Linked DNA regions of Mus musculus: region 2 is linked to region 1. A link is a loop called in an ENCODE intact Hi-C map of the cell type or tissue named here. Cell type or tissue: left cerebral cortex. All regions are shown on one strand. Links, peaks and the distances in the headings refer to the core of each region. The heading gives the core; the rest is flanking DNA.

Region 1 (16,416 bases), core at 4,142-12,141:
TCGTAATGTAAGATTTTATTTAATAGGGGATGCTAAAGGAAGAGTATGGGAAATCTGTGGAGCATTCCTATAAATATAAGATTATAGATAGGAAAACATGTTTGGGGTTTTTTGTTGTTGTTGTTTTGTTTTGTTTTTTCCTCTGAGTCAGGGTGTCTAAATAGCCAGGATGTTTTGGAACTCACTATGTAGACCAGGCTAGCCTCCAACTCACAGATATCTGCCTGACCCTTCCTCCTGAGTGCTCGGATTTAAAGTATATACCGCCATAACTGGCCTTAGAAAACAATTTAAATGTATATACCTCATTGAAAATTATTAGAGAATTGTGATACGGGCCCTACTTGAGGCCATGTGAATACAGTGTGGATGAGCTGGGGTGTGTGAGCCTGCTCAGAGCCTTCAGGACCAGTCACCTGGTCACACAAGCTTGCAAAGTCCACAGAGGCAGTAGGATCCTGGAAGTAGAGGTTTGAGAAGCCAGTTTTACTGTGTGTAATCTGGTTGCTGTTTTGTTTTGTTTTTCATCTACATATTGGAAAGTATAGTATTCAAGCTATGGGGATTATAAAGACTTAAAAGCTTACATATACAATCCTGCTCATAAACTGTAAAGCACTATGCAGACTGCTCACTTTGATTACTGTCTTAAAGAATTGATATAGAAAACAGATCTGTCAGGTTATGTATTACATAAGGGATTGCATATGGTTACATAGGCTGGCTTTTTCTGTGTAACCTTTCCAGTCTCAGCCAACACTGGGCCTTGTATACTTCAATACCCATTTGCCCAGGAAGCTGTACTTACATAATGGTTCTGAGGGTAACCAGCAGCTTTCTGATTGGTTATAAGGTCACCTTCCCAGAAGGTATTTCAGGCCGAGGACTGTAAACCTGATCAAAAGTCCATACCTGGTGTGCTAGCTAGTTTTATGTTAACTTGACACAGGCTAGAGTCATGTAGAAAGAGGAAACTATCTCAGTTTAGAAAATGCCCCCACCAGATTAACCACTGGGCAGGCCTGTGGATCATTTTCTTGATTAATGATTGGATGTGGATGGGCCTAATCCCAAAGAGGGTGGGTCCACCCCTGGTCAGGTGGTCCTGGATGATATAAGGAAGTAGTCTGGACACTCCATGAGGAGCAAGTCAGTAAGCATGGTCTCTGCTTGAGTTCCTGCCTCCAAGTTCCTGCCCTGCTTGAGTTGCTGCCCTGACTTCCCTCAGTGATAGACTGTTACCTACAAGTATAAGGTGAAAGAAATCCTTTTCTTTTCAAGTTGATTTTGGCCATGTTATTTTATCCTAAAAATGGAAATAGAAACCCTAAGACAAATGGTGAGGAAATAGGCCCTGGGAAACCCTGTAGTTTTGTTAAGTAGTCATGCTGTTAGACTTCCTTCTAAATATTTATGTTTTCACCCATAGATTTGTGGTGCTTTCACCTTTGGTCAGAGAAGGTTTTTTTTTGGGGGGGGGTTGTTTTGGTTTTGGTTTTGTTTTGGAGTGGGTAGTGGTTAGTGCAGAGACTGCCCCAAGTGCTCAGTATAAATAACTGAGTCCTCAGCTGTGTATGGCTCATATACATACATGTCACCCCACCACTGTCCAGTGTTCAGAGGGCAGGAGGAATGAGAGCTGGTGGGTGGGGAAGAGAGCTGTGAGATGCTGGTCTCAGGGTATGGCATAATAAGCACTTGCTAACTCACAGCAACTGTTGTTACCCACACCTCATCAAGCCAAACAAACTCGTACTAAAGATTTTCTCTAGATATGTCTTTATATTCTACTAACTATGTAGATTTATATGAAATTAACTAAAAGTACCTTTTGTACTATAATGTAACAGTCTTACCGATTATTTTAAAACTGTGTTTATTTTGTGCCCTGCACCTGTATAAGAGCCAGGAGCTAATGAACCTTCAATGTAGACTAAGATGCAGCTCTAGAGAGATATGTACTGGTCCCATTGAATTTGAGAGTTGTTAAAAGATTGACATACACAGGTAATAAGAGTAGTTATTATTGACATAGTTGTTATTTGATTTCCTTTGTTGAGAAAGATGTACTGTGTTTTTGGGGACAAGATAGCTTTTCTAAGATTAATCAGATAATAGACCTAGAGTTTACTAGATTGAGAAGGAGGATGGCCACTCTCTTCTGCCTGCTTATTTTCAGTGCCCTTGTGTAAACTGACTGTGAAGTTCAACATGAGAGTCTTTCCTTTCTCTACAACTTGTGTTCTGTGCTGCCTGAGCATTGTAGTATGATAGTGTTGTTGTTGTTAGCAATTAACAATTTAAAGAATTCTGTACTTAGATGTGGTAGCACATGTGTTTAATATAAGTACTCAGTAGGCAGAGGAAAACAGATCGCTCTGACTTTGAGATTAGTCTCATCTACATATCTGAGTTCAGACTAGCCAGGTCTGAACATAAGGAGAATCTGTCTCAAAATTGATGGATGGATGCATGGATGGATAGATAATCGTTTTACAAATTCTGCACTTAGAGCCGTGTGTAAGAGTGCACACCTCAGCACTTGGGAAGCTGAGGTAGGGAGATTGAGAGTTTAAGGCCAGGGCTTATGTAGGGGCATCCTGTCTCAAAGAATAAACTAAGCAAACAAAATAGAACTTTGACCAAGCTAATTGTAAAACCATGCATTAAATAGAATCCAGTAATTAACAACTGATAGATTTGTAATATTATAGTATATGCACCGTGTACCTGAAACAGACCAGAAAATAGGAGATTACAAGTTTGAATCCCTCATCATTACCACAGTGAAGTTTCATAAAGGTCTGATGAGATTTTTAAATCTCTGAGTTCAAAGCTTGCCTGGTAGACAGAGCAAGTGCCAGGACGGCCAGAGCTACACAGAGGAACCCTGTCTTGAAAAACAAAACGATAATAACAAAATAATTAACCTGTGGAATATGGCAGAGTAAAGGACCATTAGAACAGCAAACATCCAGGCTTCCAGTTATGACACACAAATGGAAGACAGCAGCTCAGGCTTGGCTACTTGTGCAGGACCCGCCAGGGAGAGAACTGCTCACACACCCAGAGGGGTCAGTGACAGCAGAGACAGCACGACTGCAGAGGGATCCACGCCACCGTGTACAGAGCAGGGAGGCTCAAGACTATTAAAGCAGCCGCTTAGGTCTTTTTTATTGATTTATTTTTATTACATTGATATTTTCCTTACATGTATGTCTCCGCGAGGGTGTCAGGTATCCTGGAACTGAAGTTACAGTTGTGAGTGCCATGTGGGTACTGGGAATTGAACTCAGGTCCTCTGAAAGAGCAGTCAGTGCTTTTAACAGTTGAACCCTCTTTCCAACCCCAGATTTTTATTTTTATTTATTTAAGCAGGCTCTTACTGTATAGCCCAGGCTGCCTGAACTCAGACCCACCTGTCTCTGACTACAGAGTACTAGGACAACGTCTTAGGCCATCATAGCCAGCTCTGTTTAGAATTTAAGTGTCTTTAAAAACAAAGTACAAATAAAGTAATAAAGCCTTAAAGCACTCTGCTTTACATTGCCACTGCTATTTTACATCTACTTATTTATTTGTGTGTATGTGGAAGTCAGAGGACAACTTACAAGAGTCTGTTTTCTCTTTTCTACCTTGTGTATCTGAGGATCAAGCTCAGGCCGTCAGGCTTGGCAGCAAGCACTCTCACCCACAAGCCATCTCTCCAGCCCCCTGTAACGTTCCTTAATAAAAATAAGAGTCAAAATAATAAGGTGATGTATAAAGTCAAATGGGCAGATCCACACTGAGATAGAGATGGGACAGATAACTAGCATGTGGCGTTGCAGTAGCTCTAGGGTTCTGTCCTCCAGTTCTCTAAACAGTGTGGATGGTTAGGAGTGCAGAGGGGGAAGTTACACAAGTTGCTGCAGAGAAGTCTCTGCCAGCCGTTTGAGTCTGTGGCAAGGCTTTTTTCCCTTTCTTTTCCAGGTTTGGCACTTGAAGACAGAACACCCAGATATCCATCATTTGTTGGGTAGTGCTTGATTTTAAATACTGAAGATTGAACCTGTGGCCTTGCCAGCATTCTACCAGTAAACCATAGTCCCTGGTTCTTTTCTTCCTTTTTGTTTTTGAGACCCAGTCTCATTGCATTCCCCGGGCCAAGTTGGGTCTCACGGTGTCCTGCCCCAGACTCAAAAGTGCTGCGGTTGCAGGCCTGCATGACCAAGCTGGCCAGCCAGTTTCTTCAGTAGAAAGAATAAGTGATAAGAATGCCCTCAGACGAACTCAAACAATGTAGATAAGGTTCACTAGAGAAATGTTTATAAAACATTGCTTAGCTGTTTGCACTTGAGGCATAAAAGATTTTTTAACTGAGATCTTATTCCCTGATAGAATGGATATCTTTTTGCAGCAAGGAAGTAACACAGAAGATTGTAAAAGCCTGGAGTGCAAAGGGAGATCTTTGAAATCTTAGTGGCAGAGACTGGCGCATCTGGAAAGAAGTGTGACTTCAGTGCCACCAGGGACACCAGCAGGCTCTGGCTGAGCACCTCCAGTACACATCACCTCTGAAGGTGCCACATTCAGACTGGGCCTCAGATTTTCACACTTATTTCCTTAGGCAGCTCTCATGGGAGAAACAGAATAGCATATAATCTGAGGGAATTTGAGGTTAGAATAAAGGAAAATATTTCTTCTCTATGATAGAGGTGCTTTTTGGAGAACTTGGGTTTTTAGCATTCACTGGTAATGTTGCAGAAAAACATGTTTAGTCATACATGTGGAACCTCTACTCCATACCCAGCAGTTCCCAACGCTGTCTCCTTCAAGTCTTTTACTTGTCTCTAACGTGAAGATGGTTGATTTTAAATACTGGAGATTGACACCCTAGGGCCATCTGTCATCGCTGCTCATTGCTGGATTTTTTTTTTTTTACCTTAAAATGCTATATTTTGAAAGACACAGCATACTAATTTCAACATACAAAATAATATATACATTTCCCTGTTGTCTTAGTTAGGGTTTCTATTGCTGTGATAAATACCATGACCAAAAACAATGTGAGTAGGAAATTATTATTTCTTACAGCTTACAATCCATCAGGGCAGGAACTCAAGGGAGGAACCTGGAGGCAGGATACTGATGCCAAGGCCTGGGGTGGGGGAGTGCTGCTTACCAGCTAGCTCTTCATGGCTCACTCAACCTGCGCTCGCTCTCTCTCTCTCTCTCTCTCAGATTTATTTATTTATTTAATGTATATGGGTACGCTGTAGCTGTCTTCAGGTACACACCAGAAGAGGGTGTCAGATTCCATTACAGATGGCTGTGAGCCACCATGTGGTTGCTGGGATTGAACTCAGGACCTCTGGAAGAGCAGTTAGTGCTCTTAACCACTGAGCCATCTCTCCAGCCCTCAGCCTCCTTTCTTTCTTTTTCTTTTTTTTTTTTTTTTTTTTTGTTTGTTTTTGTTTTTCGAGACAGGGTTTCTCTGTATAGTCCCCTGGAACTCACTCTGTAGACCAGGCTGGCCTCAAACTCAGAAATCCACCTGCCTCTGCCTCCCAAGTTCTGGGATTAAAGGCATTTGCCACCACGCCTGGCCTCTCAGCCTGCTTTCTTATACAACCCAGAATCACCTCTCCAGGGCTATCACTGCCCACAGTGGCCTGGGCCCTCCCATGTCAGTCATTACTCAAGAAAATGCCCAACAGACTTGTCTGCAGGCTGATATTATAGAGGCATTTTCTCAATTAAGGTTCTCTCTTACCAGATATGTCTAAATGTGTGTCAAGTTGACAAAACCAGCCAGCACATCTGTGTTCTTTGTTTTCTCACAGATGTGTTTGCACTATCAGTTCCTTCAGTCTCTGAGTATCCTCAGACTTTGTATTCCTTGTATTCTAAGCCTCTCCAGCTGTGCATAGCGTGATCAACTGTAGTTCCAGCACTCAGGTACCTGAAACAGCAGGATCTGAAGTTCAAGGACAGCCTGGGCAGGACCCTGTTGCAAAAAATAAAAATAGAACATAAGGCTAGCTTGGTTCACATAGCGAGTTCCAGGACAGCCAAGGCTACATGGTGAGACTTGCTCTTAAAAACAGAAAGCTAAAACAAAACAAAAATCCCTAAAGCCCAAATCTCTCTAAAGGAACAGAATAAGTCTAGGATGAATGAAAAGAATGTGTGTTGTACATAAAGATTTATCTTAGTCCAGGTTTGCTGTATCACAGAATCCCACGGACTGGGAAGTTTAAAACATTGCTGTTAAGAGGCTGATACTGGCTTCATTTGATAAGAATTCTTGCTACATAAGCATGTGGACCTGAGTTAGGAGTCTTAGAACCTACATAAAAGGCTGTGTATAGTGGAAGAAAGCAGGGGCTTTCTTGGTTAACCATGGGTGGTGGTCTGAATGAGGATGGCCCCAGGGGGTGGAGCTGTTAGAGAAGTATTAGGATGTGTGGCCTTATCGAAGGACCTGTGTCACTAGGGTTTCTTTCTTTTTTTCTTGCTTGTTTGCCTCTTTCTTTCTTTCTTTCTTTCTTTCTTTCTTTCTTTCTTTCTTTCTTTCTTTCTTTCAAGACAGGGTCTCTCTTTGTAGCCTTGGCTGTCCTGGAATTCAGAAGCTCACAACATTCCCAGTTTTCTCTGCCTCATGCTTGTGGATCAGATGTAAGCTCTCAGCTACTGCTCCAGTACCATGCCTGCCTGCCTGCCTGCTGCCATGTTCCCCACCATGATGGGCATGGACTCTAACCCTCTGGGACTGTTTATTTTATAAATTGCCTTGCTTACAGTGTCTTGTCACAGCAATAGAAAAGTAACCAACACACCATCTAACTAAATTGGTGAGCTCAGGTTCAACGAGAGACTTTGTCTCAAAAATAAGGTTAAGAGCTAATAAGATGGCTTGGCAGGTGAAGTGTTTGCCATGCAAGCCTGGTTCTGTCCTCATAAGTCAGATTGTGTGTGGAGAGAAATGAGTCCACAAATTGTTCTCTGACTTCCGCACATGGACACTGGTATTCGGTCTACACACACACACACACACAAACACACACACACACACACAGACTCCTGGAGCTTGTTGACAACTCTATCTAGCTAAGTCAGTGGGCTCCAGTGAGAGTGTGTTTCATAAGAAAGGAGAGAGAACATTTGAGGAAACACCCACACAGACACAGGCACTTACATGTGTACACATATATACACATTCACACAGTTATCAGACGTTTACTTCTCATTTTGTTTGAGACTTCTCACAAGGGCCTTCTGTTGCCTTATATAATATGGTGGAAATACAAAGAAAAGCCAATAGTCAGAATGGCCAAATCTATCCTGTTATAAGAAACCAACCTCATGATATCCGTTTATGAGAGGAGAGCACATGACTCTGCGCCTCTCAGAGGTCTTGCCGATTAATACTATTACAACCAAAATTAAACTTCAGCATAAATTTGGAAGGAGACAAGCATTCAGACTTTAGCAAGACCCATTCTTTTATGTAAACTATACATTTGATGTTCTTTACAGCCCAAAAGAACATTTTAAAACCTGAGGGCTTGACAAATGGCTCAGATTAAGAGCCTCTCCCAGAGGACTCAGGTTCGGTTCCCACTACCTACCTGAGGTGGGTCTCTAGCTCTGCCTTAAGGCTGCCCAGTGCCCCTGGCCTCCTCAGGCACAACTCACTCGCACTGATGAGCACACTCACACATGCAGACAGATGCACCTACACAGATTAAAAAATAAATCTTTAAAAATAAACATACCAATGGCGTACCGCGGCCAGGGCCAAAAGGTGCAGAAGGTGATGGTGCAGCCCATCAACCTTATCTTCAGATACTTGCAAAATAGATCTCGAATTCAGGTGTGGCTGTATGAACAAGTGAATATGCGGATAGAAGGTTGTATTATTGGCTTTGATGAGTACATGAACCTCGTATTAGATAATGCAGAAGAGATTCATTCTAAAACAAAGTCAAGAAAACAACTGGGTCGAATCATGCTAAAAGGAGATAATATTACTCTGCTCCAAAGTGTTCCCAACTAGCAGTGAATGGTGACGCCTGTAGGATGTTGAGAAGGCCCCTTGAGCGTGTTTAAAGATGTCTGCTGCAACCTGCATTTACTCAACTTGTTTTACTTGCACATTATTATTAGGTGACAATAAATGCTGTAGGAAGTTTTTGTTAATAAATAAATAAATAAACATACCTAGAAAAGATTATGTAAGAATAATTTTGAAATATTAAAAAAACTACTGCTTCACCCTGAATGAATTACTAATGTGTTTAAATTAATACGAAGCACTAGGCTTCATAGACATCATAGTGCTGTCTAATATCACATTCAAGGTGGATTAAACATTTAAATTTCAGGAATAAAACCATGCAAATACGAAAAGAGAATATAAGTAAACATTTTTAAAATCGGATATGGGAAAGCCAAAGATAGAAAAAAAATAAAGACAGATGACAGATTTAGTGGCAGAAGGGGCTGGCGGACCAGGACCTACAGTAGACATGCTGATTGCACAGAAAACAAAGTCACAATGCCCTCCACTGGTGTTCTTTCTTTCTCGTTTTTTCTTCCCTGTCTTTCATTTGGATACAGACAGAAATATTATCTCCTTAGAGAAGAATAGCAACAGAAACCCAGTGAAACAGGAAGTGGTGAAAATTGTGACTAGTGGGAACTTACTGGCATCCGTTCAGAGGCACAGGCACTCTGAAGACTGTAAAAATGCCAACGCCTCCAACCCAGTTATGCAACAGTACAGCAGCCTGCAGAGTGGCCATGCAGTCCCAAGCAGCCATGAGGAACACTACAGCAGCCTGCAGAGTGGCCATGCAGTCCCAAGCAGCCATGAGGAACACTACAGCAGCCTGCAGAGTGGCCATTGCAGTCCCAAGCAGCCATGAGGAACACTACAGCAGCCTGCAGAGTGGCCATGCAGTCCCAAGCAGCCATGAGGAACACAGCTTAGTCGTTGAGTGCTTGCCTAGCATGCTTAAGGACCTCAGTGACATAACAATTTTTTTAAAAGTCAGGTTTTCTTGAGCCACTTTGGCTGTTTATATGCCTATAAAGTATAATAACCTAAATTATAAATTAGTATTCAAATTCTCATTAGTTTTTAAAGGTCTCAGAATAGCAATTTTTTAATGTTTTGTTTGGTTAGTTGACTCAAACCTCAAGCATTTGGTTTTTTTTTTTTTTTTCTCTTAATCTATTTTTGGTTTTCCCTTTATTTCTGACTTATGTGATCTATTCTTCTAAAGTTTAATTATCCAGTTCAAATTGCTGTATTTTTTTTGTGCTTTTATAATTGGTAGTATAAAGGAAAGGTTGCGGGAGATCTGTTGATGAGCATCTAGGGTGTCAGTTTCTGGCTATTGCAATGAACACTGAGCAAGTGTCTTTGGCAGGATGGAGCATCCTTTAGGTCTATGCCCCAGATGTGGATCTGAGGGCAGATTGATTCCCCTCTTCCTGACGAACCACCACATTGAATCCCACTGAGCCTGGTCAAGTTTTCAGGTCCACTAGCAAAAGATGAGTATTTCTTTTATTTCATATCTAACCAACATGAGCTGTCATTTGATTATTGATCTTAGCCGTTCTGACAGGGTAAGATGATATCTCAAAGTAGTTTTCATTTGTGTTTCCCTGGTGACTAAGGATGAACATTTAAGCGTGTCTCAGGCATTCAAGTTTCCTCTTTTGAGAATGTTCTATTTTGATCTGTATCCCATTTTTAAATTAGTTTCCTTGTTTTCTTGATGTCTATGTTTGGTTTTTTCCCCTTGAGTTTTTTATATATTTTGGTATTAGCCCTCTGTGGGATGTATAATTAGTACAAATCTTTGCCCGTTTTGCAAACTGCCAACTTGTCCAAATGATAGAGTCTTTGCTGAGCAGAAGCTTTTCAGTTTCATTTATTGTTGATCTCATGCCTGTGTTGTTAGCGTTCTATTCAGAAAGTCTTCCTGTGCCAATTCTCTTCTATCAGCTTCAATGTGTCTGGTTTTATGTTGAGGTCTTTGATCCATTTGGAGTTGAATTTTGTACCTGGTGATAAGTATGGATCAATCTATTTGGATTCTTCTACAAACAGCCATCCAGTTTGACCAGCACCATTTGTTGAAGTTGCTTCCTTTTCCCCATCTTTGGCTTTATCAAAAAGCAAGTGTCCATGGGTGTAAGGATTTACATCTAGGTCTTCAGTTCCATCCCATTGATCAACATATGCATTTTTGTACCAATATCATGCTGTGTAAATAATAACTTTATTCTCCTGATGTAATTGTCCTTTCAGGGGCTTACTACTGACTAAGCTCGTCCTTTCTAGTTCTTCCTGAACTCTGGCTCGCTAGCTGTTTCAACTCAGTTCTGGCCCAAACTCCTCTCCAAGCTGACGGATTCAATCTGGTTTCTCTCAGCTTCTCACTTAATTGCTCTGCTTGGCCTCAGGCTAATTGTCGATTTGTTCTAGTCTCTGGCTCCTTATTATGGATTCGGCTGCCCTTGTGGGGAGGCTTCACTGAACTGTATGAACTCACAGACAAATTCCTTTCCAATTTGTGTGCGCTTGGTTTCCTTCAGCTGTCTTGCTGCTGTGGCCAAGACTTAAAGTACTATGTTGAATAGGTATGGAGAGAATGAATGCACAGCTTTGTCTTGTTCCTGATTTTTGTGGAACTGCTTTGAGTTTCTCTCTATTTAATTTGATGTTGGATATGAGCTTGCTATAAATTGCCTTTATCATGTTGATGTATATTCTTGTCTCTCCAGGACTTTTATTATGGAAGGATGTTGGATTTTGTCAAAGGCCTTTTCAGTATCTAATAAAATAATCATGTGGTTTTCTCTTTCAGTCTATTTATCTGGAGGGTCATATTTATCCATTACATATGTTGTGCCATCTCTGCATCTCTGAAATAAAGCCAACCTGATCATGGTTGATGATTGTTTTGCTATGTACTTGTATTTTAAGTATTTTACTGAATTTTTTTGCATCTATGTTCAAAAGGAAAATTGGTCCATAGTTTTATTTGTTGGGTATTTCTGTAGTTTGGGTATCAGAGTAACTGGCCCCAAAACAAATTGGACAAAGTTTCTTCTGTTTCTATTTGGTGGAATAGTTTGAGAAGTATTGGCATTAATTCTTCTTTGAAAATCTGGTAGAATTCTGTGCTAAAACCATCTGGCCTTAGGTGTTTGTTTGTGTTTGTTTGTTGTTCTTTTTTTTAAAGATTTTATTTATTATTTATTTTATATGTAAGTACACTGTAGCTGTCTTCAGACACACCAGGAGAGGGAGTCAGATGTCATTAAGAATGGTTGTAAGCCACCATGTGGTTGCTGGGATTTGAACTCAGAACCTTCGGAAGAGCAGTCAGTGCTCTTAACTGCTGAGCCATCTCTCCAGCCCCGTTTTTTTGTTGTTCTGTCTTCAAGTGCTGGGATAACATGTTTGTCTCCAGACATTGACTTCAGGAGAATTATCCTTTATTCATTCATTCATTCATTTTTGGTTTTTCGGGAGAGAATTATCCTCTTAATCTTGTTTTTGGGTTTGTTTTGCTTTGGTAGACTTAATTACTGCCTCTAAATAGAAGTAATAAATAGGGGTTATAGGTCTGTATTTATACATCAATAAATTATCCTCTTTTTTTTTTTTTTAGATTTTCCAATATGATGGAGTACAGGATTTTAAAGTGTGTCCTTAGTGATTCTTGAATGTCCTTAGTGTCTGTTAGGTCCCCCTTCTCATCTCTGATTTTGTTAATTTGCATATACTCTCTATGCCTTATTGTTAATTTAGCTAAGGTTTTGTCAGTCTTAGTGATGTTCCTCTCAAAGAACCACTCTTAGTTTCATTAATTCTTTGTATTAGTTTTGTTATTGTTTCTATTTTATTGATTTCAGTCCTGAGTTTGATTGTTTCTTGCCATCTTCTCCTTTTGGGTATGGTATGATTTCTTCTTTTAGTTTTAGAGATTTCAGGTGTTTTCTTACTAGTCTGAGATCTCCCCAGTTTTTTGCTTTTTGTTTTTATTTTGTTTTTGTTTTGAATTTAGTTCTTGTAATGTAGGCACCTAGTGCTTTGAACTCGCCTGGTAGAACCACTTTCATTGTGCCCCATAAGTTTGGATCTGTATTTTTCATTCATTTGTACAAAGTCTTTAATTTCCTTCAAATTTCTGTCTTGATCCATTTTTCATGCAGTAGTGTGTTCTGTGTTGTTCAGCTTCCATGGGTCTGTAAGCTTTCTCTTGTTTCTGTTGTTGATACCAGCTTGAATCCATGGAGGTCATGTAGGATGCAGGGTATTATTTCAGGGTTGAGACTTGCTTTGTATCCAACTATGTGGTCAATTTTAGAGAAAGCTCCATGAGTTGCCAAGAAGGAAGTGTATTCTTTTTGGATGGAATGTTCATATACTTTTTGGAAGGAAGTATATTCTGTCTGGATGGAATGTTCTTTACGTTTTTGCTAGGTTCATTTGGCTTATGACATCATTTGGCTCCAGCATTTCTCTGTTTAGTTTTTGTCTGGATGACCTGTTAAGTGATGAGAGTAGAGTATTGAAGTCACCCACTATCACTCACTGTTTGAGGATCAATATATGATTTAAGCTGTAGTAATATTTTATGAATTTGGGTGCCCTTGTGTTTGGTGCATAAAAGAATTGCAATGGTCTCATGGAGGGTTTTTCCTTTGAGTATGTAGTGTCTTTCCCAATTTCTTCTGATTACTTTGAAGTCTATTTAATGGCTACACCAACTTGCTTCTTAGGTCCATTTGCTTGGAATATCTTTTTGCATCGTTTTACTCTGAGGCGATGTCTATCCTTGATGTTAAGGTGTGTTTCTGGGATGCATCAGAAAGATGGATCCTGTTTTCTAATCCAATCTATCAGCCTGTTGTTTTTGTTTTTGTTTTTAAATTGGGGAATTGAGGCCATTGATGTTGGCAGGTATTAATGAACGGCGTTTATTCATTTCTGTTATTTTTTGTCATGGTATACCTCTACCTTTGCTTCGCTGGTGTGGGGTTATTTATTCCTTGTGTTTTCTTGGGTATGGCTAACCTCTTTAGGTTGAAGTGTTCTTTCTAATATCTTCTGTAAGGCTAGATTTGTAGATAGATACTGCTTAAATCTGGTTTTATCATAGAATATCTTATTTTCCCATCTACTTTAACTTTTTGTTGATTCTTTGTGAATTTCCCATTATGTACCCCAATCCCACTCATCTCCCCATCCTTCCACATCCTCCCTCTCCACCCTTGCAACCTCCTCCCAACAGAAAACAAACAAAATCTTGATGTAAAAGGTCCAATGTGTCACATAGTATACCCTATTGCCAAAACAGCTTTTCATGCAGATGTTCATTGCATTGAGTCATTGGTCTGGTTTGGGACCTCTGGCTTCTGCTGCACTATCAATACTGGATCCTCACCGGGACTCCTCCAGGACTGTTGTTGCCCTGTGTCATAGAGATCCTGCAGCTTTGGTTCTTCAGGACCAGCGCCTTCAAATGCTCCAGCAGTTCATAGATGGGGTATATGTTGGGGTGGGCCAGCTCCAAGCCCTGAGTCTGCGTGGTATCTGAGTTGGTCAGACCTCCCCTCCAGCTCTCCCATACTCATCCCCCCACCAGGGGGTGGAGCTGGCTCACCTGCACCTATTCCACCAGGACCAGCTCTCCAGCACTGCCCAGGCAAGGGGCAGAAACAACTCATCTGCTTTCACACCCACACCAGGGCCAGCCCTACTGTGCTGCCCAGGTGAGATGTGAGCTCATTCTTAGTGCTGCAACTGATGCTGGGTGGTGCTACCTCTCCCACAATGCTGAGATGAGGGGTGGGCTAGCTCTGCACAGCCCTCAGAGATGTCCACATGGCCTTTGGTGTAACAGAACCCCCGAAACAGCATGGGCCAGGACCTCAGCATGGCCTCAGGTGCCACTATTGGCTACTCACTACCCTCGAGTCTCTGATTCAGCCCCTCTTCACTGTGTACACACCATTCTACCTCTCTCTCTCTCTCTCTCTCTCTCTCTCTCTCTCTCTCTCTCTCTCTCTCTCTCTCTCTCTTCATCTTAGTGGCACCTGGAGCCTCTGGGTGTCTGGGGTCATCTTGGGTGTGCTCTACCTACCCAGGCCACCATCTATTGTGATTGACATTTTTGCTGGGTATAGATAGTAGTCTGGGACAGTATCCATGGTCTCAGTCTGTAGAACATCTTTTTATTCTACATCTGGCTTTTAAAGTCTCCATTAAGGGGGGCTGGAGAGATGGCTCAGAGCATGGTTAAGAGCACCAACTGCTTTTCCAGAGGTCCTGAGTTCAATTCCCAGCAACTATATGGTGGCTCACAACCATCTGTAATGAAATCCAATGTCTGAAGAGAGTGACAATGTATTCACATGCATAAAATAAATAAATAAGTCTTCTTTTAAAAAAAAGTTCCTATTAAGATGTTAGGTGTTATTCTAATAGGTCTGCCTTTATATGTTACTTGGTCTTTTTCCTTTGCAGTTTTTAAATATTCTTTCTTTGTTCTATATGCTTAGTGTTTTGATTGTTGTGCCCAGGGGAATTTCTTTTCTGGTCTATTTTCTGTGCCTTTGACCTGGGTTGTCTCTTCTTCTATTCCTATTCTTCTTAGATTTGGTCTTTTCATTTCATAGTGTCCCAGATTTTCTTGCTGTTTTGTGCCAAGATTTTTGTTTTGTTTTGTTTTGTTTTGTTTTGTTTTGTTTTGTTTTTAGACTTAACATTTTCTTTGACCAAAGTCTCATTTCAACTATCATATCTTCAGTGCCTGAGATTCTCTCTTCCATCTCTTGTATACTGCTGACAAGGCTTGCCTCTGAGGTACCCATTCAAGTTCCTACATTTTCATTTCCAGGTTTTCCTCAGATGTTTGGGTTTTCTTTATCAATGCTATTTCCACTTATGGGTTTTGGATTGTTTTACTCATTTCCTTCCATTTCTGTTTGTGTTTTCATGGAGTTCTTTTTTTCTGGAGGGGAGGGGTTTCAAGACAGGGTTTCTCGGTATAGCCCTGGCTATCCTGGAACTCACTCTGTAGACCAGGCTGGCATCGAGAAATCCACCTGCCTCTGCCTCCCAAGTGCTGGGATTAAAGGCGTGCACTACGCCACCACTGCCCAGCTTCATGGAGTTCTTTAGGGGGGTTATTCATCTCCTCCTTAAGATCCTCTATTTGTATTTATAAAGACTACTTTAAGGTCCTTGTCCTGAGCTCCAGCTGTATTGGCAAGCCTTAGGACCTACTGTAGTAAGGGTGTTGGGCTCTAGTGGAGACATACTGTCCTTGTTACTCTTTTTATGCCCATATCCAGGCTTCTGGGTTTGTGATGATCGTAATTCTGACATCGGTCTTGTCTTTGGGTAGTGTTTTGTTCCTTGTTTTCTGTTGCCCTTTCTGGATCTTAGGAGTGTGTGGTAGCTGTATGTTGCCTGGTAGGGGATTCTTTTGGGATCCTGCCATTGGGAGTTTCAGTTAAATGTATTTCTAGGTTTTGAGAATAAGATTGGCGTTGGGTGATTTGAAGGGATCCACAAAAGGGAAGAAGCAAGGTGTTCTACTAGGATCTGCTTGGTGTCCTGGGAATGGGGGCAGAGGGAGGGGTGCAGCAGGTGGTCTGCTGCAGAGCTGGGTAAGACTGGGGGACTGAGTGCTTACCTGGCAAGTAGGCTCCCAGGGAACTCAGTCCACTTTTTATGACTGACTAGGACTTACTCCATTGTAGGTGACAAACACAGTTGTTTACCTGTTCATCTCATTAGGCATCTAGGCCTTTCCACCCTGGAGCAACAATGAATTGTACTGCTAAGAGTAGTATACACAGGCTTTGTTTGAACTGTTGTTCTCAGATCTTTGTGATATTGCTGGACTGGAAATGTTGGATCACATGATAATCCAAATGCATTTTCCACTTTGTTTTGTATTGTTTTGTTTTTGTAGATTCTCACTCTATATCCCTGGATAGCCTAGAACTTCTTATGTAGACAAGCTGGCCTTGAACTCCCAGAAATCTACCTACCTCTGCCTCTGAACACAGGAATTAAAGCTGTGCATTACCAGGCCCAACTCTATTTATTATTAAGCTTTTCGAGAAATAACTAGACTGTAACATTAGATGCTATGTAGTTACTTAATCCTCTTTCTGAGGCTATTGTTACTGTATATGCCATGTCTCTTCTCTCCGCTTCATATGGGTTCTGAGCATGGGGCTGGCTTGTCAGGCTTGCTATCCTGCCAGTCCATATGAGCTATTTAATGCTTACCATTATAAGTACTGGTAAGTTAAGAGGTGACTACTGCTACATTAATGGGTGTTAAGTTAGATAATCTGAGAAGTTCTAATACATGTTTTTCTTCTTGC
Region 2 (16,416 bases), core at 4,480-12,479, 55 kb before region 1:
CCCTAGGACACCTGACCCAGACATTAAGACTGTCACCCAGTCTGTGGTGAGACTGTATCCTCTGTGACCAGTACACTCCTTTAACAATTTCACTGGTTTTTAGGTTAAGCATTTCTCATTTTTCTCTAATTCTCTCAGACCCTGTTCCCATCGATGTTTCTTCTTTCCTCCCTGTATCCTTTAGGAACACTTTTTATGTGGCAACCCTGGTGGAGTGAGTGATGCCTCACGACTGCCTCTTGGGGCTCACAAGACTCTTTCATTGCACTTAGCATCTTGAACCAAGGCCTGCCTCTCTCTCTCTCTCCCTCTCTCTCTCCCTCTCTCTCTCTCTGCCCTCCCCCCAACCTCCCTGCATGCTAGGCAAGTGCTCTGACAAGTAGCTGCACCCCCAGTTCTTCTCCCACAGTGGCTCCATCTGCTTCCAAGATGCTGTGTCAGTTTCTCCCCCCGCATCTCACTCTGCCTCTGCGATAACCCCGTTCTTACCTATTGCAAGCATCATCTCCTGAAAACAAATAAGTATCTTCCCTCTTTTTCTTTTTATGACTTTTAAGGGGAAAGGGTAAGCTTAACACATAAGATATATGTTCTGTCTTCCTGTCAGAGTTCATTGTACTCCTGAACACAGCACCTGCTGTAAGCCAGGATCTGCTCTAAGTCCAGATACACATTCATGCATCGAAATTCTCCAACAGCCCTAGGAGGTCGGCATTACCACACTGGTGTCTCCTCAAGGTTGTTCTTTCTCCTGCTCTTGAAAGACTCCTAGAGGAGCCCCTCGCTCAGGTCTCAGGACAATAGCGGACACCCAAGAACTCACGATAGACCGAGCTTGTTGCAAACCACATGAGGCTTTATTCGGGGAAAGCCAGAGCTCTGGGGATGACTCATATCCCACACAGGGGTAGAGGAGTCGACCTCGAGGGGAAAGAGGTCCCAGTTTTTATAGGCCCTCAGGGGAGAAAGGAGAAGGGGGGAGTAGGGGATTTCCAGATCTAAACAATGTTTATTCTCAAGAAATGGATATGGGAGGGGTACAAGGAAAGAGTCTGGTGCAGGTGTAGCAACTCAGGATTGGCCGGGCTGTGGTTGCTGGGGAGATTTTCTGACTCTTTCTCAGCAACCAATATCACAAACACCTGGCAATGGGCTTCATCAGTGGGCACACACATGGGTTCAAGGAATGGTCAAAACATTGGCAGACACATGGGTTCAAGGAGTGGCCAAAGCATTGTGCACCTCTATTTTTCTAAATCAGTGAAGCTAGTTCTGCTAACACTGACATCTATCTTGCCAATCTCAGGGCTTCTGTGTCCTTTTACATTCTGTCAGGATCTTTCACTCTTACTCTGCTTCACTGTTAGTGGGGAACCCTTCTCCAGCCCCACTGACTTGCTATGCCTGTGAAATCCGTGTGAGAACAGTGTGCCCCATGTGCTACTTACAAGCTTGAGTATTTTGTTATTGTGTTGTTTTGGTTTTGGGTTTTTTGGTTGGTTGGTTTGGTTTGGTTTGGTTTTTTGTGTACAGGGTTCTCTGTGTAGCCCTGGCTGCCCTAGAACTCACTCTGTAAGGACTAGCAAGCCTGTAAGTATCATTCTTCCATGGCCTCTGCTTCAGTTCCTGCCTCCAGGGTCCTGCTCTGACTTCCCTTCATGAAGTACAAGCTGTAAGCTGAAATCCTTTCCTTCCCAAGTGGCTCGTGGTCACGGTGTTTATCACAGCAATAGATGCCAAACCAAGACAGATGCGTCCGATAAATCAGCCTGGATTTCTTTTACCTGGTAGATGTGTCCATAGTCCAACAGGATGAACACTGCAGTTTTGTCCAGTGTTCACCATCACAAACAGCTATAACGAGCGTTCCTCTGCGTGTTTCCTTTTGGATATCAAGTTTTTCTAGGGAATTGATTTGGAAGTAGAATTGCTGGATATTAGGGCATGCATACCTTCCACTCTGTATTATGACACTGCTTTCTAAAGCTTCTCTCTTCTCCTTTTAGGTACTGGGAATCCAACCCGGACATGATAAACAGGCTTTCTAACATCACGTTATACCCTTAGCTCCTTTACTGAGTTTTATACCAACTTGCATCTGGGTATGAGGGTTTTTTGTAGTTGTTTTCAAGACAGGGCTTCTCTGTGTAACAGAGGCCTGGTTGTCCTGGAACTTGCTTTGTAGACCAGGCTGGCCTCAAACTCACAAAGATTCAAAGATCTACCTTCCTCCGCAATCCTGTATGCTGGGATTAAAGGCATGTGCCGCCATGCCTGGTTTGGGTATGAGATTTGAAGACAGGGTGTGTGATTAACCAGCAAGGTGTGGAAAATTGCCAGCAGAGTATGAGATTATCTGCTAGTTGACATCCTTGAGAGGGTGAATGATGTCAACACCTCATACAAAGCCTTCTAGCTGGTACAACCCTGGTCCAGTTGCTGTGTGTACTGGTTGCTATTGCTCCCAAACCTTCTCTTACTAGATGTGGATTGCCCTCAGCCCCCAGCGAGTCAGTCCTGCTCCATCCATGAATCCAGACTTACAACAGGTCTCTGTTCATCTTTATTATTTTATCTTGGGTCCAAAGGGTAGAAAGGAAAAAAAAAATGAAGGCAAAGTCAAGAAGCTACAGCCCCCACCTTCTTTAGCCTTGATCCTACTAAACTTATGTGCAAAGAGAGACTTGGAGGGAAGAAGAAGAGGAAGGAAAGAAAGAAGGATGGGCTCTAAGGAAAATCACCTCAAAGCTTCTCTCCAGGGAAGGCTTTCTATAGGGTGGGAGCCAGGCCAGTGTCTCTAAGTGAGAAGAATATTGAAGGCTCGAATGCTCCCCTGCTGGGAAAACTCTCTCTGCCTCCAGCATCCACCCACCCACTTGCTCCATCATAGCTTTGTCTATTTTTCTCTTGTCTAATTCCCAATTGTAGTCGCACACTCAAACACAAGTGGTTAAATGTATCTCTGTGCAAAGAACACTGTCCTATGTATAATATCAACTCATTACTTATTGAGTAAGTTAACTTGTGAATGTCATTTCTATATACAGCATGGTTTTTAAATAAGACACAAAAGGGAACCAATGAAAATGGCTCAGTGGGGGCCCAGCAAACACAGAAGTGGATGCTCACAGTCAGCTAATGGATGGATCATAGGGCTCCCAATGGAGGAGCTAGAGAAAGTAGCCAAGGAGCTAAAGGGATCTGCAACCCTATAGGTGGAACAACATTATGAGCTAACCAGTACCCCGGAGCTCTTGACTCTAGCTGCATATATATCAAAAGATGGCCTAGTCGGCCATCACTGGAAAGAGAGGCCCATTGGACTTGCAAACTTTATATGCCCCAGTACAGGGGAATACCAGGGCCAAAAAGGGGGAGTGGGTGGGCAGGGGAGTGGGGGTGGGTGGATATGGGGGACTTTTGGTATAGCATTGGAAATGTAAATGAGTTAAATACCTAATAAAAAATGGAAAAAAAAAAAAAAAAAAAAAGCAAAAAAAAAAAAAAAAAAAAAAAGAAAATGGCTCAGTGGGGAAAAAGTTTGCCAGTCAAGCCTGAAGACGTGACTTTGGTCCTCAGAACTCATGGGGGACATCAAAATTCCAACTCAATTCTTCAACGAATTAGAAGGAGCAATTTGCAAATTCATCTGGAATAACAAAAAACCTAGGATAGCAAAAACTCTTCTCAAGGATAAAAGAACCTCTGGTGGAATCACCATGCCTGACCTAAAGCTTTACTACAGGGCAATTGTGATAAAAACTGCATGGTACTGGTATAGAGACAGACAAGTAGACCAATGGAATAGAATTGAAGACCCAGAAATGAACCCACACACCTATGGTCACTTGATCTTCAACAAGGGAGCTAAAACCATCCAGTGGAAGAAAGACAGCATTTTCAACAATTGGTGCTGGCACAACTGGTTGTTATCATGTAGAAGAATGCGAATCGATCCATACTTATCTCCTTGTACTAAGGTCAAATCTAAGTGGATCAAGGAACTTCACATAAAACCAGAGACACTGAAACTTATAGAGGAGAAAGTGGGGAAAAGCCTTGAAGATATGGGTACAGGGGAAAAATTCCTGAACAGAACAGCAATGGCTTGCTCTGTAAGATCGAGAATTGACAAATGGGACCTAATGAAACTCCAAAGTTTCTGCAAGGCAAAAGACACCGTCAATAAGACAAAAAGACCACCAACAGATTGGGAAAGGATCTTTACCTATCCTAAATCAGATAGGGGACTAATATCCAACATATATAAAGAACTCAAGAAGGTGGACTTCAGAAAATCAAATAACCCCATTAAAAAATGGGGCTCAGAACTGAACAAAGAATTCTCACCTGAGGAATACCGAATGGCAGAGAAGCACCTGAAAAAATGCTCAACATCCTTAATCATCAGGGAAATGCAAATCAAAACAACCCTGAGATTCCACCTCACACCAGTCAGAATGGCTAAGATCAAAAATTCAGGTGACAGCAGATGCTGGCGTGGATGTGGAGAAAGAGGAACACTCCTCCATTGTTGGTGGGATTGCAGGCTTGTACAACCACTATGGAAATCAGTCTGGCGGTTCCTCAGAAAACTGGATATAGTACTACCGGAGGATCCAGCAATACCTCTCCTGGGCATATATCCAGAAGATGCCCCAACTGGTAAGAAGGACACATGCTCCACTATGTTCATAGCAGCCTTATTTATAATAGCCAGAAGCTGGAAGGAACCCAGATGCCCCTCAACAGAGGAATGGATACAGAAAATGTGGTACATCTACACAATGGAGTACTACTCAGCTATTAAAAAGAATGAATTTATGAAATTCCTAGCCAAATGGATGGACCTGGAGGGCATCATCCTGAGTGAGGTAACACATTCACAAAGGAACTCACACAATATGTACTCACTGATAAGTGGATATTAGCCCAAAACCTAAGATACCCAAGATATAAGATACAATTTCCTAAACACATGAAACTCAAGAAAAATGAAGACTGAAGTGTGAACACTATGCCCCTCCTTAGAAGTGGGAACAAAACACCCTTGGAAGGAGTTACAGAGACAAAGTTTGGAGCTGAGATAAAAGGATGGACCATGTAGACACTAGCATATCCGGGGATCCATCCCATAATCAGCTTCCAAATGCTGACACCATTGCATACACTAGCAAGATTATGCTGAAAGGACCCTGATATAGCTGTCTCTTGTCAGAGTATGCCTGGGCCTAGCAAACATAGAAGTGGATGCTCACAGTCGGCTATTGGATGGATCACATGGCCCCCAATGAAGGAGCTAGAGAAAGTACCAAAGAAGCTAAAGGGATCTGCAACCCTATAGGTGGAACAACATTATGAACTAACCAGTACCCCGGAGCTCTTGACTCTAGCTGCATATGCATCAAAAGATGGCCTAGTCGGCCATCACTGGAAAGAGAGGCCCATTGGACACGCAAACTTTATATGCCCCAGTACAGGGGAACGCCAGGGCCATAAAAGGGGAGTGGGTGGGTAGGGGAGAGGGGGTGGGTGGCTATGGGGGACTTTTGGTATAGCATTGCAAATGTAAATGAGCGAAATACCTAATAAAAAATGGAAAAAAAAAAAAAGAACTCATGGGGGAAAGAGGAAATCAACTTTAAAAGTTGTCCTCTGACTGCCATATTAATGCCCAAATACATACCCCCCTCTCACATACACACAAATAATAAAGATGATAACAATAATAATTTAATTATATTAAAATTTAAAAGACACAAAAGACGTTAAGAGGACTGTTTTCCAATTTCTCCCCAGCCTATCATACATCATACTCTATGCCAAGTGAATCTGCCGAATCAGATTCATATTTCCTAGGACAAACATCCTTCCTCTCTCTTTCCCCCCTGACTCAGAGCCCTGGCTGGTCCTCTGTTTCTTCTTTGATCACACCGCAGGCCAGCACTGCCCACTCTCTAGCCTGGACTGAATTCCTTTCTTGCTTGACTTTGGGAACACATTCTTGGCATCTTTGCGACCCTTCTCTGTGGGGTCTGGGAATGTAGCTCAGTTGACAGAGTGTTTGTTTAGCATTCACAAAGCCCTGGGTTCAATTTCCAGAGCCACATAATCTGTGGGTGACAACATATCCCTGATATCAAGAAATGGGGTGTTGAAGATGGGAGGATCAGAAATTCAAGGTCATGCTTCAAGGCCAACCTAGAATACATAAAACCTGATCTAAAAACAAAAGCCTCATGGACTATGCCTGTGCCTTCTTCTGTCCATTTAGGGTCACTTCTTCAGAGGTAGGGCTACTCCATCAGGACCTATGTTCTTCCCAGGCTCCATCTTCATATGGTTCGAATGAGAATGGCTCCTATAGGCTCGAACTTTTGAATACTTAGCCCCTAGTAGATGCAACTGTTTGAGAAGAATCAGGAGGTGTGGCTTTGGAGGAGGTGTGTCACCGGGGCTAGGACTTGAGGTTTCAAAAGCCCATGCCTTTCCCAAGTTAGCTCTCTCTCGTCTCTGCCTTGTGCTTGTGGATCAGACACAAGCTCTCATTCACTTCTCTAGGACCAGGCCTGCCTACCTGCTGCCCTGCTTCCTGCCATGGTCATGACTCACCCTCTGAACTGAAAACAACCTCCCAATAGACTTTCTTTTCTGAGTTGCCTTTGACATGGTGTCTCTTTGCAGCAACAGAAAGTAAGACATCTCACTTCTTGCGCCTCCTTCCTTCCAGACATATGGTCTCCTCATCCACCTGCCTACACACCGAATAACCAGTGAATTATGTATTTTTCTTCTTCTATGGATTTCTCTGTTTTGTATACTACCTCTGCTATGCCATTATTCTCCTTTTCTCTGAGAGAAATAGAATAATGACCCCTCAAGACGTCCTCGTCCAAATCCCTGGAACCTGTAGATACCTTTCATGGCATCTTTGCGAAGCTTGGTAACACGATGAAGTTAAGGATCTGGAGAAGGAGTTTATCTTGCATTTCAGGGGTTTACCCCCATGTGTTAATGGGGTTTCTGTTAGTGGGATGCATAAAAGATAATCAATATATATTGGAAAATGCTAGTTTTGGTTTACTAGCTTCAGCCACTGATTACTTGGCCTTGTTTTTTCGAAGGGGGTGTGTACTGGCTAGTTTTGTGTCAACTTGACACAGTTGGAGTTATCACAGAAAAAGGAGCTTCAGTTGAGGAAATGCCTCCATGAGATCCAACTGTAAGGCATTTTCTGTAAGTGATCAAGGGGGAAAGGCCCCTTGTGAGTGGGGCCATCTCTGGGCTGGTAATCTTGGGTTCTATAAGAGAGCAGGCTGAGCAAGCCAGGGGAGGCAAGCCAGTAAAGAACATCCCTCCATGGCCTCTGCATCAGCTCCTGCTTTCTGACCTGCTTGAGTTCCAGTCCTGACTTCCTTGGTGATGAACAGCAGTATGGAAGTGTAAGCCGAATAAACCCTTTCCTCCCCAACTTGCTTCTTGGTCATGATGTTTGTGCAGGAATAGAAACCCTGACTAAGACAGGGTGTGTAATGACACAGTATACCATGGTATGGCATGTGATGGAAGAAGGCCACTTACTTCATGGCATCCAGAAAAGAGAGACAGAAAGTCCTAATATCCCCTTTAAGGCAACATACATTTCACCCACATGTGTCTGTCTGTCTGTCTCTCTCTCTCTCTTTAACACAGGGTCTCACTATTTAGTTTTGGCTAGCCTGGAACTTGTTATGTAGACCAGACTGGCCTCGAACTCACAGTGATTTGCCTGGCTCTACCTAGGATCAAAGGTGTGTACTACTAGGCCCACCTCTTAAAAGTGTCCACAGGCTAGCAAACAAGACTGGGGAAAACTTCACACTATAGCAAGTACACACACACACACACACACACACACAAATAGAGAGGCAAAAGAATCATAATGACAAATGTGTTTGTGTATTTAGGAGTGAGAAGGAGAGAGGAATAGAGGGGGAGGGAGGGAGGGGAGGACAGACGTGCAATATTCATAAGATTATAACAAAGAAGGAAAGGGGGAAATTATACAATTATATTTTAATTTAAGAGAAAAAAAGTAATGACCAAACTTCTCAAATTTGGCACACATAATAAAACCCCATAAACCTTCACATTCAAGAAGCTGAACAACTTTCAAATTTTTAAATCCAAAGTAATGAATATCAAGATATCTCAGACAAGGACCGGAACACTAAAAATGTAAACATTTTTTTTTAAAACAGACCCAGAGAAATGACACACCACCCATACAGGAGAAACCTCTGGGATCACAGGAATTCCCCGTTGTACACTCTAGTCACTGGAAGGAAGTCGCATGATATTTTTAAGTGATAAGAGAATTTCAACCTAGAATTCTATGTTCATTTAAAATAGACTGTGGGAATGACAGGGAAATGAGAACACTAAGATGAGGGCAACTGTTCCCAGAAATCACACTCTGAAAGAGTATGCAGGAGCCTACGCCAACAGTCAGCTCTCTCTCCTCTCTGCCTCTCACTCGAGGATCAGACGTAAGCTCTGAGCTACTGCTCCAGCATCCTGCCTGCCTGCCTGCCTGCCTGCCTGCCTGCTGCTATGTTCCTCGCCATGATGTTCATGGACTCACCCTCTGAAACTGCGGGCCCCCAGTAAATGTGTTCTCCTCCTTGTTGCCTTGATCACAGTGTGTTGTTACAGAAAACTAATTAGGACACTTCCTAAGAACATAAAATGAGGAGTTGGAAAACCTAGATCACTCATACACCACCTATGGGCAGCAGTACAGCTATTCTAGAAGACAATTGGCAGTTTCTTATGAAACTGAACATGCAAATTTTCCTGTCAATCAACAATTGAACTCCTGGGCATTTACCCAAGAGAAATTATAAACACATAAAAATCCTATTTATAGATGTTTCTTTTATAGTACACAGATTATAATGTTCAGACTGGAAACAAGCCAGATGTCCTTCAGCAGGTAAATAAATACTTAAGGGGAAAATGTAGCATCCACACAGACAATGGCATACAACTCAGCAATAAAAAGAACCAAAGGACTGACTCATGCCACAGTGTTTTATCTCTTACAGTTTCATGTGAATCTTTCTCAAAGTTAAAGCATTAGTTCAAAGGAATTTCACTAGAAAGAAAGCTAATGGAGTGTGTAGATAGTTTGAGAGAAAGCATCTCAGAGCAAACATTCATCCATGACTTTGCATGACTTCCTGGGGAGACGCGGATAAATAGTATTCACCCCCAGATAGGACATCAGTAGAAAACCAAAGAAATGATTGCCCCCACATCCAGCTTGGTGAACCAACCAGTTTACTGGGCTCACTTACAGGACTGTGGGTGAGGAATAACTTTGAGAAGTGTGGATAGTCCCCAAACAGCTGCACACTGAAAAGTCCCATCATGAATGACAGCTTCTCAAGGCTGATTGGATGAAGTCTTCCCTCCAGGGCAGTTAACCTTCAATCCCACTATACTTTAGCACCCCCTGAGACCATGTATAGCTTTGAGAAAGCAGGATACATGGAGAGGCTATAATCTCAGTCACTTTTACTAAGACATACCAATATAGCAGGTCTGCTAAAGGTCTCATGCAGGTTACCAAAACTGCTCTAACTTCAAGATGGTAAGGTGCATGCCATGCCTGAAAGATTTAGTTCCCTGCTTTCCACCACTTCCTCTGCTTCTTTCATGCCCCTTCCCCTATTTTCTGTAATTTTATTGAGCCTTGGAAGGGGCAATATATATGTATGATTGGTTTTCTCCCATTTAGGGTTGATCATTGGGCCACTATATCACAGCAATACCACTTACTATCAGTATAGTGACCAGTTATGAATCTGCAGTAAACACCAACTATAGCAAAAAGAATTTTCCAAGGACAACAAAAGCAACAATATATGATGGATATAAACAAAAGTTTAGGAGCTGGTTAGACAAAAACATCACATCAAAACTCATAGAATTGAATAGTATAACGAGTTCATTTTAAAGAGGAACAGATAGTCTTAAAGACACATGCATTCACTAAGCCCATCTGAACATTTACAGAGAAGATCCTGAGAGCAAGTGACCTAGCCAAGCCCGGCATCTATTTCAAGATAGAGTCAGAGCTGGAAGCCAAGCCTCAGTAGTATTCTAGCATCTTTCCTACAGTACCTAGGACCACTTTCTCTTAGACAAAGTAGTGCTTGAAAGCCTGTGCCTCGAAGAATGCCTGATTATGAGGCTAGAAAGGTGAGGCATTAGTTAAGAGCTCTGGCTCCTTTTCCAGAGGATCCAGGTTCAGTTACCAGCATTCATGTGGCAGCCTATCATCCATAACTGCCGAAACTCCAGCTCCAGGGAATCTGATGCTCTCTTCTGACAGCTATGGGCACCCACACTCACATCCACATAGCCACACACAGACATAGCCACACACAGACAAAGCCACATTATTTTATTTTATTTTATTTTATTTTATTTTATCTTATTTTTTTAGTTTTCTCAAGACAGGGTTTCTCTGTATAGCCCTGGCTGTCCTGGAACTCACTCTGTAGACCAGGCTGGCCTTGAACTCAGAAATCTGCCTGCCTCTGCCTCCCAAGTGCTGGGATTAAAGGCATGCACCACCATTGCCAGGCACATAGTTTTAAAATAATAAAAATAAATCTATTTTTAAAAGTCTGTTTATGACAATGGTTCAAATATAGTAGTCCTCTTGGTAATGCGAATCTTTAACTAGTCTCTGAAGTCTTCCTGGGCCAACCCTTCGTTAGCCTCATGGAAACTCCTTGTACTTTCCCCCATGTTGTATTCCCCAATTCCTATATCCTGGGTCTTTCTCTGCTTTTTGTTGTTGTTTTGATCTTGTTTTTGTTTTGTTATGTTTGCTTTTGCTTTGGCAAGTACAGCTCTCAGTTACTTCTAGAAAAGGAAATGAGGGTGTTCATATTTGAAATCACCTTTATGTTATGCAATACTTGATGGTAGTTTTACTGGGTATAAAATTCCAGATGAAAACATTTTCCCTTCAGAACTCTGTAGATATTCTCTAGTATTCTTCCAGTGTTGCTAAAGAGAGTTCTGAGGCACATCAGCTAGTTAGGAAATACAAAGGCCACGGGAAAGGAAAGCACCCCCACCCCTGATTCTCCCGGTTCCAACTTCTCTTTTTCCTCTTTCACTGGCTAATAGCCAGAATTTCTTTTTTGACATTACTTTCAGTCCTTTGCACTATAATTCTGTTTTTAAAAGATTTTTCTGAAGTGTGTGTGTGTGTGTGTGTGTGTGTGTGTGAGAGAGAGAGAGAGAGAGAGAGAGAGAGAGAGAGAGAGAAAGAGAGAAAGAGAGAAAGAGAGAAAGAGAGAAAGAGAGAAAGAGAGAAAGAGAAAGAGAAAGAGAAAGAGAAAGAGAAAGAGAAAGAGAAAGAGAAAGAGAAAGAGAAAGAGAAAGAGAAAGAGAAAGAGAAAGAATCTATGCCAGGTGTCTGCGCAGAGGCCAAAAGAAGGTGTAAGATCCCTTGGATCTAGACTGAATTTAGACTCTAGTTCTCATAACAGAGTAGCAATCAATTGTCACCACAGCAACTGTCACCACAGAGCCATTACTACCCCAGGAGGTACCCTTGTTGTCCTTTTGTTTTGTTTTGTTATTATGTATGACTATGTATGACTGTCCAGACCACCTGCAGAGAGCAATGCACTGCCTTCTATGAGAAACATCACAAACGAGATGGCTAAAGATGCTAACGATTGGGGCCCCAAGTTCGACCTTTGGGAACCTGGTCATGTGTGAAAGTCTACTTGGTGTCCTAGCTTTCCAGCCCTTCTCTCTCTGGCTGCAGGCCACCCAATGAACCTGAAAAAATGTTCTTCTTGAAGGCCAAAATCTGTGACTAAGTAAGCGAAGCAGCCGACTTTTCCCTGACAAATTTAAAATTAGTTGCAAATTTAGAAGCTTCCAGGTTCCAAAGTCACAAATGTAGCTTCTTCTGAGGTACTTGTGTTTCTCAGTGTTTGTACAGGCTCCCTTCCAAAGCGTTTTGTCTTCTTGCTTAGTCAGTAGATCTGCCCACTTGGCTTCACTCTGACTTGTCCTGAAAAACCTCTCCTATGGCGGATATCAAGGGTTGAGATACAACTGAGTCAAGGTCCTCCAAGACCCTGAATGGGACTCAATGCACTGAACAATGCCACGAGTTCCCACTTTGCCAGCTGTCTGGTGGGGAGCGCTCTGCTCTTCTGGTTCTGGAGAATCGTGATATGACTTCATTTTCTCCATTAGAATTTGTGGAATCTTTTTCTGCTAAGGTCTGAAATTTCACAGTTTCTATGTCTTAGTTGAGCCTGTTTTGCCCATTGATGCCTTGCCACCTGGTAACTTATATTTTCCACTTTGAGAAAATTTTCTTGAGTTATCTCACTCATTATGACCTTCAATCCCCTTCTGGAAGACCTACTATTTTGGACTATTCCTCCCACACGTGTTTCGCATTTGCTTCCTATGAAGTATCTCTGACTTTGCCTACACATTTTCTATTGACTTCTTCGTTTCTGGTCCTATGAGCATGAATGTATGTTTATTGTAAAAGCTGCTTTTTATTTCCTGTCTTAAAATAGTGTCCTACTCTTGTTTTATGGTTACAGTTGAAATAAGCCTTTGAAATAAGTCTTGATGTTTTCTAAGTTGCTCCTTTTCTATTTATTTTAATTTGTCTTGTTACTTGCTCTCTATCTTCTGTGCTACCAGATTTCCTCAGATAGCTGGTAATCTAATCATCTATACTAGATATTATTGGTGCCTGCCCGTGCCCAACGGCTATGTGTGTGGATGCAATCAATGAGCAATTCTCCTTTCTCTAGAGAGTTATCCTTGACCAGAAACCATTTTCCCTACTTTGTGACCTCTTTCTTGGCAGTCAATGGCCAATGATCTATTAACATCTGTATATAAGAAATCAGTCCTCTTGCTCCAAGATGAGATTAACTTTGATATAATTTCCATTCCAGAATTCCCTGTGGGTCAGACTGAGTCCAAGTTTCAGTCAAGACTCCTAGGCTTCTTTCTCTAGGACTTCTGACAGTGGAAACAGTGAGCTTCTACTGAGCCCCTGACCTCTGAATCACTTGTACAGGGCGCCTCCTGTGATTCATCTTCACTGTTGCCTTGATTAGCTTTGGAATTACGAGGCTCACTCCCACATGTTTGGGAGGGTGCTTCCAAGAAAAAAAATCAATGAAGAAAGGAAGATTCTCCCTGACCGGGCACAGCACCATTCCACAGCTGGGTCTCCCGCTGAATAAAAAGTGATTTTTTGCGGCTCCCTGACTGTGGACACAGTGTAACAAGTTAGTTGCCTTCCACTCCCACCTCCATGCCTTTGCTACGTGATGGACTCTGAGCCAAAATGAATTGTTCACCCATTACGTTAGTTCTCATTGGGTATTTTCTCACAGAAACAATAAAAGCAAGTGATGAAGAAAACTGATTCCAAACACTGTTGTGATTATTTGGCATATAGTTTATAGGCCTTTTTGACTGATTTGCAGAAGGACTTTGTAAGAATTTGGAAATAGGAATTATGCTGGTCTAGTAACGTGGTAGTAACGGGTTCTCGTTTAAGTTCCAGGACCTCATTAGCCTCAAGCAGTTGCTCAGATTTCTGGTACCAGGTATGACTTCCCTCCTATTGGGAGGGCCTTAAGTCCTATTAGACAGCTGTTGGCTACCTCCAAGAAATGAGCGCCACTACAGCACCTTTAGGGATGTCTTGCATCACAGCTTGGCAGTTTTCCTCCCTTGGCAGCTTATGTGATATTTTCTGGTACTATAAAAGCTAGACCACAGGCTTTCAGAGTCCTGTGTCCAAAGTGTGTGCTGTCTTCAGCAAAAGGAACTTATTTTCAACCTCTGAGAGACAAGAGAGAACCAATGGCAGTAGTAATAGCCTATATTGTTTGTGAAGTCACTTGGGCTATCCTGACAAACAACTTGAACAGAGCCTTCTCATGCTTGGTACTGGGGTTTTCAGTTGATGACTCTTTTCTTGCAGTGAACATTGTCAGCCCAAGTGACTTCATGAAGTGTGTGTGTGTGTGCATAAAATATATGTATAGTATTATATTAAGGAAATTAATATATCATAATATAGTTTCTTAAGACTATCAAACATCATTGGTGTTATGTGTCCCTCCTCTATCCCTCTCTTACTTTATTGTTCTCCTCTGGCTCCCCAGATAGAAACTCCTCCATGTTTTTCTGTTTAACAAATCATATTACCTGTATCCTGCTCTTACCTTCTCCTCCAAACCCTAGAGTCCCTTCTTACCTTCCTGTTTTACAGTTACTCCATATTGTATGTTTGCATCTCAAAATCTCTAGGAACCACAGATGAAAGAGGGAGAGAGAAAGGAAGAGAGAGAGGGAGAGAGAAAGAGAGAGAGAGAGCACATGGGGCATTTGTCTTTCTGGGTCTGGATTATGTCAGCTAATATAACTCATTTACCTGGAAGTCTTGTGATTTCATTTTTCTTTAGAGGTGACTAGTATCCAATTGTGTGTGTGTGTGTGTGTGTGTGTGTGTGTGTGTGTGTGTGTGTGTATCACATTTTCATTATCCATTCAGAGGCTGAAGGACATTCAGGTTGTTTCCATTTCCTAACTATTGTGAACAGAGCAGCAATGAACATGGCTGAGTGAGTATCTGTGGAGGAGGATGTCAAGTTGCTTGGGCATTTGCCAAGGAGAATAACTAGGTCATACGGTAGATTTGGTTTTTTTTTAACTTTCTGAACATTCTCCATAGTGATTTATAGAGTCACTAGACCAGTTTGAAATCCTAGCAGTGAACGAAGGCTCCCTTTCCCCACACCCCTCCGGCATTTGTTGACAGTTGTTCTGTTTATCTTAGTCTTTCTGACCAGAGTGTGACAAAAATCTCAAATTTGTTTTACTTTGCATTTCCTTAATTGCTAAGGATAATGAAAACTTTCTGATGTCTTTCTTAGCCATTTTTATTTCTTCTATTGAGAATTCTTTATTTAGATTCATGGTCCCTCCCCTTTAATTGGATCACTTGTTTTTTTGGGTTTTTTTTTAAGTTCTTTATATATTCTGGATATTAACTTCTGTCATGTATAGGTGATGAATAGATATACATATATATACACATACATAGGGAGATAGATATGGATATATAGATGCAGATGTACAAATAGATAAAGGCTGGCAACGGTTCTCTTGGGTATCTTATTAATTCAACTGATTGTTTCCTTGGCTGTTCCGAAGCCTTTTAGTTTTAAGAGGTCCTGTGGTAGTTTGAACGAGAATGATCCTTAAAGGCTCATACATTTGAACACTTAGTTCCCACTTGGTAAAAGAGTTTGGGACGGGGCTGTGCCCTTGTTGGAGGAGGTGTGTCACTGGGGGTGGACTCGAAGGTTTCAAAAGCCCATGTCCTTCCCAGTTAGATTTTGGTAGGATGGTCCTTTTTTACAGTATTAATTCTACTGATCCTTGACCATGGTAGGGTTTGTTTGTTTTGTTTTTTTTTCATTTTATTTTCTTCGATGTCTTTCTTCAGAGATTTGAACTGCATTCTAAAACTTATCCTTATACTCATAGATAAAAGTAGCTTTTATTCTCCATCAAAGACGCTTTGCTTTGCTGCAGAGACTGTTACAGAAAGTGACAACAGGTCATGATGCTGAGATCAATGGACACTGTGGAGACCAACCCCAGTGGATAGTCCTACAGGGCAACTCTAGCACCTAAGGTTCTGGGAACATCATGGAAGAGAGGGCAGAAGATTTTAAGAGTTGGAGGACCGGGCAGTCTTCTGGGAGACTGTATTTTCTATAACTGACAGAATTTTCTTGCAAGATACCTTAACAATCCAGTGGCCTAAAGAAGACACGAACAATGATAGTATCTATAGACATGCTAAAGTAGAAGGGGGAAGTATCGTGGAATCCCATCCCTAGATAAAGACAACAGTCCACTAATGAATGCTGAGAGAGGGAGATGTAGCTTCTCTATGGGATGAGGCCCCTAACTGGTAATCACAAAGGAGTCAGTCCTGAAGTCAAATACACACAAGCAATACTAAACTGATTAATTTATGTATTTGTGTGTGTGTGTGTGTGTTAACAATAATCAAAAAGAGGCCATTAATTTGGCAGGGAGTGAGGGAAGAAGGAAGTAATGTAATTGTATTCTAATTTGAAATTTTAATTAGAAGTGAATTTAGACCTATTAACTAGAAAAGCCGTAGTGTACTGTGAAGCAGGAGAGCAAAGAGCAGAAAGAAAGACACAGTGAAGCCTTGGCTCAGGAGGTTACAGAGGGAACTGGCGCTCCTATTGGGACCTGGACTGGAGAGCACTCGTGTTAAGTTGTGGCGAAGAATCTGGCTGCATTCTGCCC

The links. A loop is a pair of places that touch in the nucleus more often than their neighbours do. Peaks named below come from ENCODE experiments on the same cell type or tissue, not always from the same donor. Only the 100,000 strongest peaks of a DNase experiment are listed, where the experiment ranks them.
Region 2: a loop joins it to region 1, with 4 times the contacts of the local background. A loop is called at or near these places in 2 of 42 quality-filtered maps.

Annotation. Positions count from the first base shown.
Region 1 is chr2:131,313,713-131,330,128 of GRCm38, reverse strand. All of the region lies in intron 1 of Rnf24 (ring finger protein 24), which reads left to right. It also overlaps the pseudogene Snrpert. Among named protein-coding and RNA genes, the nearest start is that of Gm30590, 31 kb to the left of the region's middle. In left cerebral cortex, for the core only: no CTCF peak of the experiment used is centred there; a DNase peak (open chromatin) is centred at 8,705; H3K27ac peaks cover 1,417 bases.
Region 2 is chr2:131,369,348-131,385,763 of GRCm38, reverse strand. No RefSeq gene overlaps it. Among named protein-coding and RNA genes, the nearest start is that of Rnf24, 25 kb to the right of the region's middle. In left cerebral cortex, for the core only: no CTCF peak of the experiment used is centred there; DNase peaks (open chromatin) are centred at 8,485, 8,934, 11,987, 12,426 and 1 more place; H3K27ac peaks cover 2,688 bases.